Linked DNA regions of Homo sapiens: region 1 is linked to region 2. Evidence: read pairs that join two places in POLR2A ChIA-PET (ENCODE). Cell type or tissue: OCI-LY7. All regions are shown on one strand. Each heading gives the region's core, and the rest is flanking DNA. Links, peaks and the distances in the headings are about the cores only. Region 1 overlaps OSBPL10 (oxysterol binding protein like 10). Region 2 overlaps OSBPL10 (oxysterol binding protein like 10).

What was found. ChIA-PET counts read pairs that join two places held together with the same protein. Peaks named below come from ENCODE experiments on the same cell type or tissue, not always from the same donor. Only the 100,000 strongest peaks of a DNase experiment are listed, where the experiment ranks them.
Region 1: POLR2A ChIA-PET joins it to region 2 with 5 read pairs; 3 of 35 experiments call an interaction of 5 or more read pairs at or near these places.

The regions. Positions count from the first base shown.
Region 1 is chr3:31,726,337-31,731,716 of GRCh38, forward strand. All of the region lies in intron 6 of OSBPL10 (oxysterol binding protein like 10), which reads right to left. Among named protein-coding and RNA genes, the nearest start is that of OSBPL10-AS1, 25 kb to the left of the region's middle. In OCI-LY7, for the core only: no CTCF peak of the experiment used is centred there; no DNase peak of the experiment used is centred there.
Region 2 is chr3:31,931,786-31,937,165 of GRCh38, forward strand. All of the region lies in intron 1 of OSBPL10 (oxysterol binding protein like 10), which reads right to left. Among named protein-coding and RNA genes, the nearest start is that of OSBPL10, 47 kb to the right of the region's middle. In OCI-LY7, for the core only: no CTCF peak of the experiment used is centred there; DNase peaks (open chromatin) are centred at 1,426, 2,436 and 3,120; H3K4me3 peaks cover 2,442 bases; H3K27ac peaks cover 5,000 bases.

The DNA.
Region 1 (5,380 bases), core at 161-5,160, 210 kb before region 2:
AGACAGAGTCTCGCTCTGTTGACAGGCTGGAGTGCAGTGGCACGATCTCTGCTCACTGCAACCTCCGCCTCCCAGGTTCAAGCGATTCCCCCTCCTCAGCCTCCCAAGTAGCTGGGATTGTAGGCACCCACCACCATGCCCAGCTAATTTTTGTATTTTTAGTAGAAACAGGTTTCACCATGTTGGCCAGGACGGTCTCGATCTCCCGACCTCATGATCCGCCTGCCTCGGCCACCCAAAGTGCTGGAATTACAGGCGTGAGCCACCGCACCTGACCTCAGAAAGTATCTTGAGAAGAGCTCCCATCCTTTCTTTTAAAGGATATGTCATGAGGATGCAATATTTGGGACTACAGCTATGATGCTGCCACAATGAAGTGACAAGCATAAGGATAAACAGGAGGAGGAATGGAAGAAACTTGTATCTTTGAGGCCATCATGAGTTGCTGCACCACACCTGGAACCACCTACTCCCAGAATTCTTTTGTGCAAAAATTTATTATTATTATTATTATTATTATTTGCTGAGACTGGATCTCACTCTGTCACCAAGGTTCAAATGCAGTGGTGTGATCACAGCCCACTGCAGCTTCAACCTCCCAGGCTCAAGGAATCCTCTCACCTCAGCCTCCCAAGTAGCTGGGACCATCGGCACGTACCCAGCTAATTTTTATATTTTTTTGTAGAGACAGGGTCTATCTTGCCCAGGTTGGTCTTGACCTCCTCGCCTCAAGTGATCCTCCTGCTTTGACCTCCTAAAATGCTGGGACTACAGGTATAAGCCACCATACCCAGGCTTAAATTTATTACTATTTGAGCTATTAATTGTAGGGTTTCCTGTTATTTGCATCTGAAAGAATCCTATCCAATATAGGAGATAGTGTAGTATGAAGGAAAGAGCACTAGCTTGGGAGAAAGGAAGTCCACATATCAATTTTGCGTCAACCTAAGTTCTGTGATGCTTGGCAAGTTAAACAACCACTCGAGTTTGAGGAATGGCCATTTGACTCCTAAAGACTATTCTAAGATTTAGTGAATCAAAGGTCATGATTCAAAGGAAAAAAAAAAAGGTCTATTCTACAGATTCTTGGAAGGAGATGTAGTCTGTTTGATGATGAGAGATGAGGAATGGAGTGGGGAAGGATAATCCTATCACCCACGAAATTTACTTATAACAAATTTTAAACTTGATCAATGATATTTCCTATGCAGCAACCATTTGGAGTTAAACTCTGTGAGGTTATCACAGGATTCAATAAAGTGATTTTCAATCATCATAAGTCAGTGATAGCTATACCTCACTCTTCAAACTGTTGACCACAAATAAATATGTGCCACCTGTTTCAAACAAACTTATAAGATTGAAACTTTAAAATAATTATTTAAAGGATCAAAACAACATATTAACCTTGTTCATCTCTAAAAATCTATCACCATCCCACACCGGATACATCCCCAACCAACATCTACCTATACCTTTATGTATCATGGGGATGAAAAATTTAAAAAAATGATAAAAATGTGTTGAGGGGATTGTACTGGCCAGGCTTCAAGCTGAACATCAGAGGATTTCAGATGGACAGCTTTATGGCTTGTTAAGTAGTTCAAAAGTTCAGTGCTATAATGACCATTCAATCAAAAGCATGAAAATTCTTGACGCAGAACTCAGCTAAATCTTTTATATCAGTCTCCTTCCCTTATTCTTAAAACAATTTTTCTTCTTTTGGGAAAGGATGATTAGGACATGTTTACTTGAAAATTCAATTATGCAATTTTTTAACCAAAGTCCATTTAGCTAACTTATATGCTGATATAGTACTCAGTACATAAAGATATTATAAGTTTTTCTACGCCTGCTAGATTTGTGGTGGTATAGGGTATGTGGTCTCTTGATAGCATTGTTGCCACTGTAATCCAGATGACTAACTAGGCAAAGCTGCTAACTGAGACAGTCAACACAGGGGTTGATAGGAGTTGACAGTATGCTATTGAGGAACAGGCTTAAAAACCCTCTGCTTAGTCTCCAGGGGTGGGACTGATAGTCCTGATTGTCCTAAGGCCAGGGGTAGGTATCTGGCACCAGATATTTACCCTCAAATAATTAACACAACATTATTTTTCATTGCTCCCCCTTTCCATTTTACCCATAAAAAATATGAGAAATTTAAAGTTATCAAATGCTCTTCAACTAGTAAACGGATAATCTGTAGATCCCATACATACTATTCAATGCAAAAGGAATGCAAAAGGAATGCCTTAGAATGATTCACATAACATGGATGAATCTCAAATGCATTATGCTATGTGAAAGAAGCCCTCCTGCATGATTCCATATATATATGACATTCCGGGAAAGACAAAACTATAGGGACAAATAACAGATCAATGGTTGCCAAGGGCTGGGGGACAGATTTGATTATAAAGGGGCATGAGGGAATCTGGGGGCAATAGAACTGTTCTATACAGGTTGAGTATCCCTCACCTGAAATGCCTGGGAGAAAAAGTGTTTTGGATTTTGAATTTTTTTGGAAGTTGGAAGTTTTGCATTATACCGGTTGAGCATCCCAAATCCAAAAATCTGAAATCCAAAATACTCCAAGGAGCATTTCCTTTGAGTGTCATGTCGGCCTTTAAAAAGTTTTGGATTTGGGAGCATTTTAGATTTTGAATTAGGGATTCAGATTTAATTCAGATCTAATTCAGATTTTGAATTAGATTTGGATTAGGGATACTACTTTGATTTGTTAAAACTGAGAACCTTGCATTTTAAAATGGTGAATTATATTGTTTGTGAATTACGCCTCAATAAACCTGACTTTTAAAAAACAGTTAAGGTTTTGTTGCTCAGATATGTCCTCTAGAAGGTGAGTGTACATGGTCACGTGTGAGCTCTGTCATTCAGGATGGGTTTATCTCATTGCCCTGGGCTCTCCTGTTCCCTCCTGTGCCAAGAGCCCAACCAGTCACAGTGGGTGCAGAAACAGAAACCACTCCAGGTGTTACAGTCAGAAAGGAATTTGATATGGGAATTAGGTGCCTGTAGAATTATTAAAAAGGCTGGAGGAGCAGACATCAGGGGCCCCTTAGACTTTTCTTTTTTGGAGGAGACAGAGTCTTACTCTGTCGCCCAGGCTGGAGTGGAGTGGCACAATCTCGGCTCACTGCAACCTCTGCCTCCCAGGTTCAAGCAATTCTCCTGCCTCAGCTTCTTTGTAACTGGGATTACAGGCGCACGCCACCACGCCCAGCTCATTTTTGTATTTTTAATAGAGATGGGGTTTTACCATGTTGGTCAGGCTGGTCTCAAACTCCTGACCTCATGATCCACCCACCTCAACCACCCAAAGTGCTGGGATTACCGGCATGAGCCACCACGCCCAGCCGGCACCTTAGACTTTTAAGTTCAAGGTCACAACATTGTAGGTGGCCGTGATTCAGAGGTCAGGAAGCTGCTGCTCTTGCCACAACAGATTCCCGCACCCAGGTAGGTGGGACTAAGGCCTGGAACTCTAAGTGTGGCCACCACAACACCACAACTGCCTCTAAACACTCCAACCTCCATGCCACTGCCTGCCAGCAGCACGAGCAGGAGGAACTTGGTCTCCAAATCTCACACAAATGCATCTCCCAGTAACGTGTTCAGAACTCCAACTGTAAGAAAGTCTGGGACATGTAGCTGTTTCCAATCTCTCCAATCGAGAAAGTGGAAAGAAAGTTAAGAGAGTGGCCGGGCACGGTGGCTCACGCCTGTAATCCCAACACTTTGGGAGGTCAAGGCAGGCAGATCACGAGGTCAGGAGATCGAGATCATGCTGACCAACATGGTGAAACCCCGTCTCTACTAAAGATACAAAAATTAGCTGAGTGTGATGGCGCCTGCCTGTAATCCCAGCTACTCAGGAGGCTGAGGCATGAGAATCGCTTGAACCCGGGAGGCGGAGGTTGCAGTGAGCTGAGATCGATCACGCCACTGTACTCCAGCCTGGCCACAGAGCAAAAAAAAAATCTCCAAAAAAAGGGGGAAAAAAAAAAAGAAAAAGTCAAGAGAGCTTGGTCCACAGTCTCTACTCCAATCACCATCCTTCTTGTCCTAAAGTAAGGCATACATGATGAAGCGACACACGGAAAACCTTTTTCTATCTTGATTTACATTTCAGATGGTGTTTTTTGTTGAAAAAATTGTTTTACTAATAGGTAAAACCAAGATCCTAACTCATTTCATTATAGAAGAATATTTCATTTTCACATTTAGTTAGTTCTAGCCCCAGCAGAATAAAATTCTAAGATCACTACATTTTATAACAGAGCCGACCACAGCTCTCTTCTAACTCACGTATTAAATATGTACAGCTCTTTGAGCTTTTATTCTGCAGGGAATTAAACAGACTAAGCTTCAAAATGCGTTACTGTTTCAGATGTAGGTTATTTTATGGGAAGCCAGAACCAGCAGAGGGGAGCTACCTTTGGTACCCCACTTATCCCCCCAAAGACCTAACATGTTCTAAACGGTAAACCAGAAGACAATAGTTAATTTAGTTACACGACCATAATAACCACAATTCTGAAAGTTAGTTTCCCAATGATCACTCACATAAGTAACTATATCCTCTAGATCAAAAGCATTAAGGACCTGCTCATAAGGCATTCTTAACCTTTAGGAATTTCACTTCATTCTATATAGAAGTTATTCCTCCACAATGTACAGAAAGGAGGCAACAGCAACATTTTTTTTTCTGACAGAAAAACTATTGTGTGGATGTCGCTAGTTTTTTTAACTATTAAGACAAAAAATGTGGCAAAGCACAATGGCCTAAGAAGAAAAATAGTGTCCAAGCTCTACTAGCTGTTTGGGTTTTGAGAATCATCTGCCGTAGCACTCACTAGAAAAAATGAGGGGAGTCTTTGCCAAAGAATTCTAACTCTCCCTTCTCAGAAAACCACCAAAACACCAAAACACCATTCTACTCCATAAGACTTTCCCTACTACATGGAATCAAACAAAATCTTAACTTGCTCTGACAAAACAATTAAGGGCAAAAATGACAACTAGAAATTAATGACTGTCTCTACTTTAATGAAAAAAGCTCTGGCTAGTTCTTCTTCTTCAGGATGTATTTTTTTAAAGTTGAACTTGGGAATTAGTTATTTCTTTCTTTTTTTTTTTTTTTCTTGAGATGGTGTCTCGTTCTGTTGCCCAGGCTGGAGTGCAATGGTGCGATCTTGGCTCACTGCAGCCTCTGCCTCCTGGGTTGAAGCGATTCTCCTGCCTCAGCCTCCCAAGTAGCTGGGATTACAGGCGTGTGCCACCACGCCCAGCTAATTTTTGTATTTTTAGTAGAGATGGGGTTTCACCATGTTGGTCAGGCTGGTCTCAAACTCCT
Region 2 (5,380 bases), core at 267-5,266:
CAGAATTTAGGCTGGGCATGGTGGCTCATGCCCATAATCCTATCACTTTGGGAGCCTGAGGTGGGTGGATCTCTTGAGTCCCAGAGTTCGAGACCAGCCTAGGCAACACAGCCAGACAAGGTGGTGTGTGCCTATGGTCCCAGCTAATCCGGAGGCTGAAGTGAGAGGATCACTTGAACCCAGGAGGCAGAGGTTGCAGTGAGCCAAGATCATGCCACTGCACTCCAGCCTGGGCAATACAGCGAGACTCTGTCTCAAAAATAAACAAATAAATAATCTTTTTAAATGAAGAAAAAAAAATTTACAGAATTTATATATCTGATTATATTATACCGAAAAATAAAAATGAAAATGAAAAACATGGTCTCTCATTCAAGAAACTTGAAGAAAAAAAAGTTTAAGAAAACCAAACACTGTTATTTGCCAATGATAAGTTTATGCTAAAATAATCCATTTCACTAGAGTTTCCAACTCCGAACACGGTCTCCTCACCTCCACCCGCATCTCCCAGTTTCTTTGCTTAGCTTAAAACTTTCCTTACCTCCAAGACAACACTGCCTCAAATTCAATGCCCTAAGTGATTTCGCTTCCTGCCTTTCAAATGGGATACAAATGGCTTAAGTACCTTGATGCTGCTTGTTCTAACAATATAATAAATAAATAAATAACAATGTAAGAAGATATACAATTTATTTCATTGGTAATGGTTTCCCTATGATTTAAATTTAACGAACACCTTGTCTCCACAAACCCACAGGAAAATCTGTAAAGTTTTACATTGCGTATAATAAAAATAAGTCTACTATATCCTTACCTATCATTTTTTCTACCTGAATAATATTAAAGTCCATTACACACTCCCCATGTCACAAAGAGGCTATTTAACATCATTTTAATGATGTCTGCTCCTTCTCCTCCCCCTCCTTCTTCTTGGTGTCAGCAAGAGAATCAAAAATTTAACAGCTTTCATGAAAACAATGAAGTATGTCAATATTTTAATAGTTGTAACATTTTATCCATATTCTTATTACAGAAAATGAAAGTATTCTCTCATTAATCAAAGCAAAACAAATTCTAACCTTTTAAGATGGTAGAATATTCTTATTTATGGTGGCAGTTTCATAAGACATACATTTGTCAAAACTCATTGAACTGTACACTTGAAAAGGTTCAATTTTATATACTGCAATAAACTCAAATTTATTTAAAAATAAAGTTTTCTAAAATCAAATATTTCTCCTTTCCAACAAATACAGTATACTAGAATAAGGATTCAATTCCAAGCAACTCAGAAGAGTTTAAAGATTTTACTGCAGGTTGAGCAAATGAGAAGTTACTCCAGTTTTACGCATGGAGAAACTGATCACTGAAATGAGTTGTGTAACTTCCCACACTGTTATTGTCAGGCCATCACCAGAGTGAGCAGACTCATGAATAGAGCACCAGTCCTGCCATCCTTTTGGCTCAGTAATGAGGCCTTCGGTAAGTTCTCGATCCCTTCAGCTGCAGAATGAGGAGGTTAGACTCATTTGCTAAGGGCCACTTCAACTTTAACATTCTGATTTTATATTCTAGAGATTTGAAGTATACTTTAAATGTCCTTTAAGGGGGAAACAATAAATTTTTTTTTTTTTTAGGAGACAGGGTCTCTTGCTGTTGCCCAGGCTGGAATGCAGTGGTGCTATCATAGCTCACTGCAGCCTCGATCTCCTGGGCTCAAGCAATCCTTCTACCTCACCCTCCCGAGCAGTAGTGACTACAGGTACACACCACCACATTCCCCTGAGTTTTTACATTTTTTGGCAGAGACGGTGGGCTCTCACTATGTTGTCTAGGTTGGTCTTCAACTCCTGAGCTCAAGCAATCTTCCCACCTCAGCCTCCCAAAGTGCCGGGATTACAGGATTGAGCCAGGGCACCCAGCCTCTAAAATTCTTTTATCAGCTAATTGAGAAATACTATTAGAACACCCTAGGACAATCCAATGCACTGAAGGACAGCAATCAAGGGGTATTCAAATTACAAAAGATTTCCAACTTTACAACAAGCTTTTACATTAAGAGACTCTCTAGGCCACTTAAACATTAGTTTACAGACATTAATTTTGAGAGGAAAGAAGACAGAAAAAAGTGTTAAGTGCTACAGTTAAGAATAAAATCATTCAAAGGAAATTAAACATCTCTGATAGTATGACGAAAATAAATGTACATCTGAGTCAATTCCCCTACAAATTTTCAGAACAATTGTACTGTAAAGAAGGCATGAATAGGCTAATGAAAACCACCTCTGTTTAAAAAAAAAAAAACAAAAAAAAAAACCTGGCATATATAAAGTGCTTTGGTAAGAGGCATAAACTAATTACAAAGGCTTTTTTGGTCTGTTTGTTGTTTTTACAAAAAAGGAAGCCAGGCATGGTGATGCCTGTCTGTGGTAACAGCTACTCAGGAGGCTGAGCGGGGGAGGATGGCTTGAGCCTAGGAATTCAAGATCAGCCTGGCCCATTTAAAAAACAACAACAACAAAAAAAAAGGAAGCAAAAACTTCATCTGTGTGGGGAAAAGGCAAAGGAAAAGCCCAAAATTTTAAACCCAAATTTCATAGTCAAAGACCATCAGAAAATTCATTCTTTTTTTTTTTTTTTGGAGACAAAGTCTCGCTCTGGCGCCCAGGCTGGAGTGCAATGGCACAATCTCGGCTCACTGCAACCTCCGCCTCCCAGGTTCAAGGGATTCTCCTGCCTCAGCCTCCTGAAGCTGGGATTACAGGTGCCTGCCACCACACCCAGCTAATTTTTTGTATTTTAGTAAAGATGGGGTTTCACCATGTTTCCCAAGCTGGTCTCAAACTCCTGACCTCAGGTGATCCACCCGCCTCGGCCTCCCAAGAGAAAATTCATTTTTATAGAAAAAAAAAGGCTGACTATATTACTACATTTCTATTCATAAACGTAGCATTTCCCAAAGACTCTTCTAAATAGTTTAAAGGAAAAAAAATTGGATATCCACGGTTAACATAAGCACAATTACTGCTTACTATATATCACCCTGGTATGAGTTACAATTGCATTCAGCTGCATGTCATAGAAACTTACCCATAGTAGTTTAAACAATCGGGGCTCTATTTTTCTACTAAAGCAACCAGTCCAAAGATAGAAACTCCAAGGCTGGTAGAGTAGTTGCAAGAAGCCATCAAGAACCCCTTCAATCTTTCTGATTTGCAACTCTTAGCGCTTGGCCTTCCTGGGACAAGATTGCTACATCCCCTTCATACAGGAAGGTGGGAAGGGAAATGGGAAAGTTGTGTGCCAGCCTCACAGATCCTGTTTATCAAGAAACCGAAGCTCTCCTGGAAGCCTCTGCCCTGCAACCACTTCTACTTATATTTCACTGGCTGCTACTGTGTCACCTTTGGCAACAGGGGAGTCTGGGGAGATGAGAATTTTTAACTATAATTTTTGCCACCCAGAGCAAAACCAGAATTCCATTAGATAAGAGAGACCATTTATCTTAGAAATTCAAAATACATATTTGATGTTAAGGGATCTGAGAACTGTGCAGTAAATAAACATGTTAAACTTTTTTTTTATACAGTATTTCTCAAAGTTATTTGAACATAAAATTCTTTATTTCCTTTGAACAGCCTGTTGAAACAGCATTTGGTGCAATTCATCCTGGGAAATGCTGCTTTGGGAACTAAAAGAAGAAAAAAAAATCTACTCCTATGAAATAGATTTTTTTTTTTTTTCTTTTTTTTCTTGAGACAGAGTCTCACTCTTTTCGCCCAGGCTGGAGTGCAGTGGTATGATCTTGGCTCACTGCAACCTCTGTCTCCTGGGTTCAAGCGATTCTCCTGCCTCAGCCTCCCAAGTAGCTGGGATTACAGGTGACCCCCACCACGCCCGGCTAATTTTTGTATTTTTAGTAGAGACGGGGTTTCACCATGTTGGTCAGGCTGGTCTGGAACTCCTGACCTTGTGATCCACCCACCTCAGCCTCGCAAAGTCCTGGGATTACAGGCATGAGCCACCGCACCCGGCCAAAATAATTGGTTTTCATATGTAGAAAGGGAAAGGAAATAGGTTGCGTTTAAGCAAGGGGTTCTGGAAATAAAATTGCTGAAGTGATAACAAAATTCTACAAGCAGGATCTGATATGTTTTTACTTTTTATGTAAAGTCACCATTCTAGTGAGAAAAATCCTTTATCTTTCCACTTTATGCTTTTACAGGTTGGGCCATACCCCCTTCTCCTCTTCACCATCCCTTCTCAACTCCTGAACTGTCATTTCCTTATGTAACTCCCCTCTGTTCTAACATTCCCCACTGGTCTTTAAATGTCCATTCCTGAGCTTCTCTAAGGTTTCACTCATTCTTTGCTTCAGCCTCTCATGCTTTAATAATTTTTCTTTCTCCTATTTTCATTTTTGTTTTCTTTTTATTCTCTCTTACATTCTTTAAGGTACACCAGCAACTCTTATTTTCTTAAAATACTACCAAAACAACCTAGGGCTTAGCATTTATTTACTGAGGCAGTCCCTTCTGCATATTTTGTATTCAATCTGTACAAAATGACTGTCCTTTGAAACCTCATGTTAGCTAAATGCTGTAACAAACAGACTCTAGTATTACTTCCAAGAATAAATGTGCATATTTATAGGGAAAAATCAAAACATAATTTTTCATTCTGATTCTAAAGCTTTCACAAGAAAGACATTTATCATATCCAGTTCCATTAAAATATTCACTTCTTTTAATCCACTTCAATGGTGAAAAGAAAAAGTAAATTACATTTTTCACATTTCCAAACACCATCCATTTCCATGACACACACAGGTATCTCCTTGCCAAGAAAAGTCAGTGGTTGTCTGTTTTGGAAGGGAAGTAAGAAAGTGGCATTTTTTATTTCCTGAAGAAAAAAAAATTAAATAGGTCAAATACATAAAACTTCCATGAAAAGAGCCACACTTCATTTCAGCCATTAAAGAAAAATGTGTTTAAATTCCCCAAAGGAACCCTATGCTCTACACTGGGAAAGGCTTATTCACTGCTGACTTTCAAGAACCAGACATGACTTATCACACCGTGTAACCAAGGCACTGAATGGAACTGAAACCCCAAGGAGTCTTCTTATCTTTCTGCTTTCTAGATACCAGGAAAAAAAAAGAAGCAGTTGAGATTATTCACTCTTCCAGTAAACAGGCCTCTAGAAAGTCAGAGGAATGGCTGGGTGCAGTGGCTTATGCCTGTAATCCCAACACTTTGGGAGGTTGAGGCAGGCAGATCACAAGGTCAAGAGATCAAGACCATCCTGGGCAACATGGTGAAACCCTGTCTCTACTAAAAAGTACAAAAATTAGCTGGGCATGGTGGCATGTGCCTGTAGT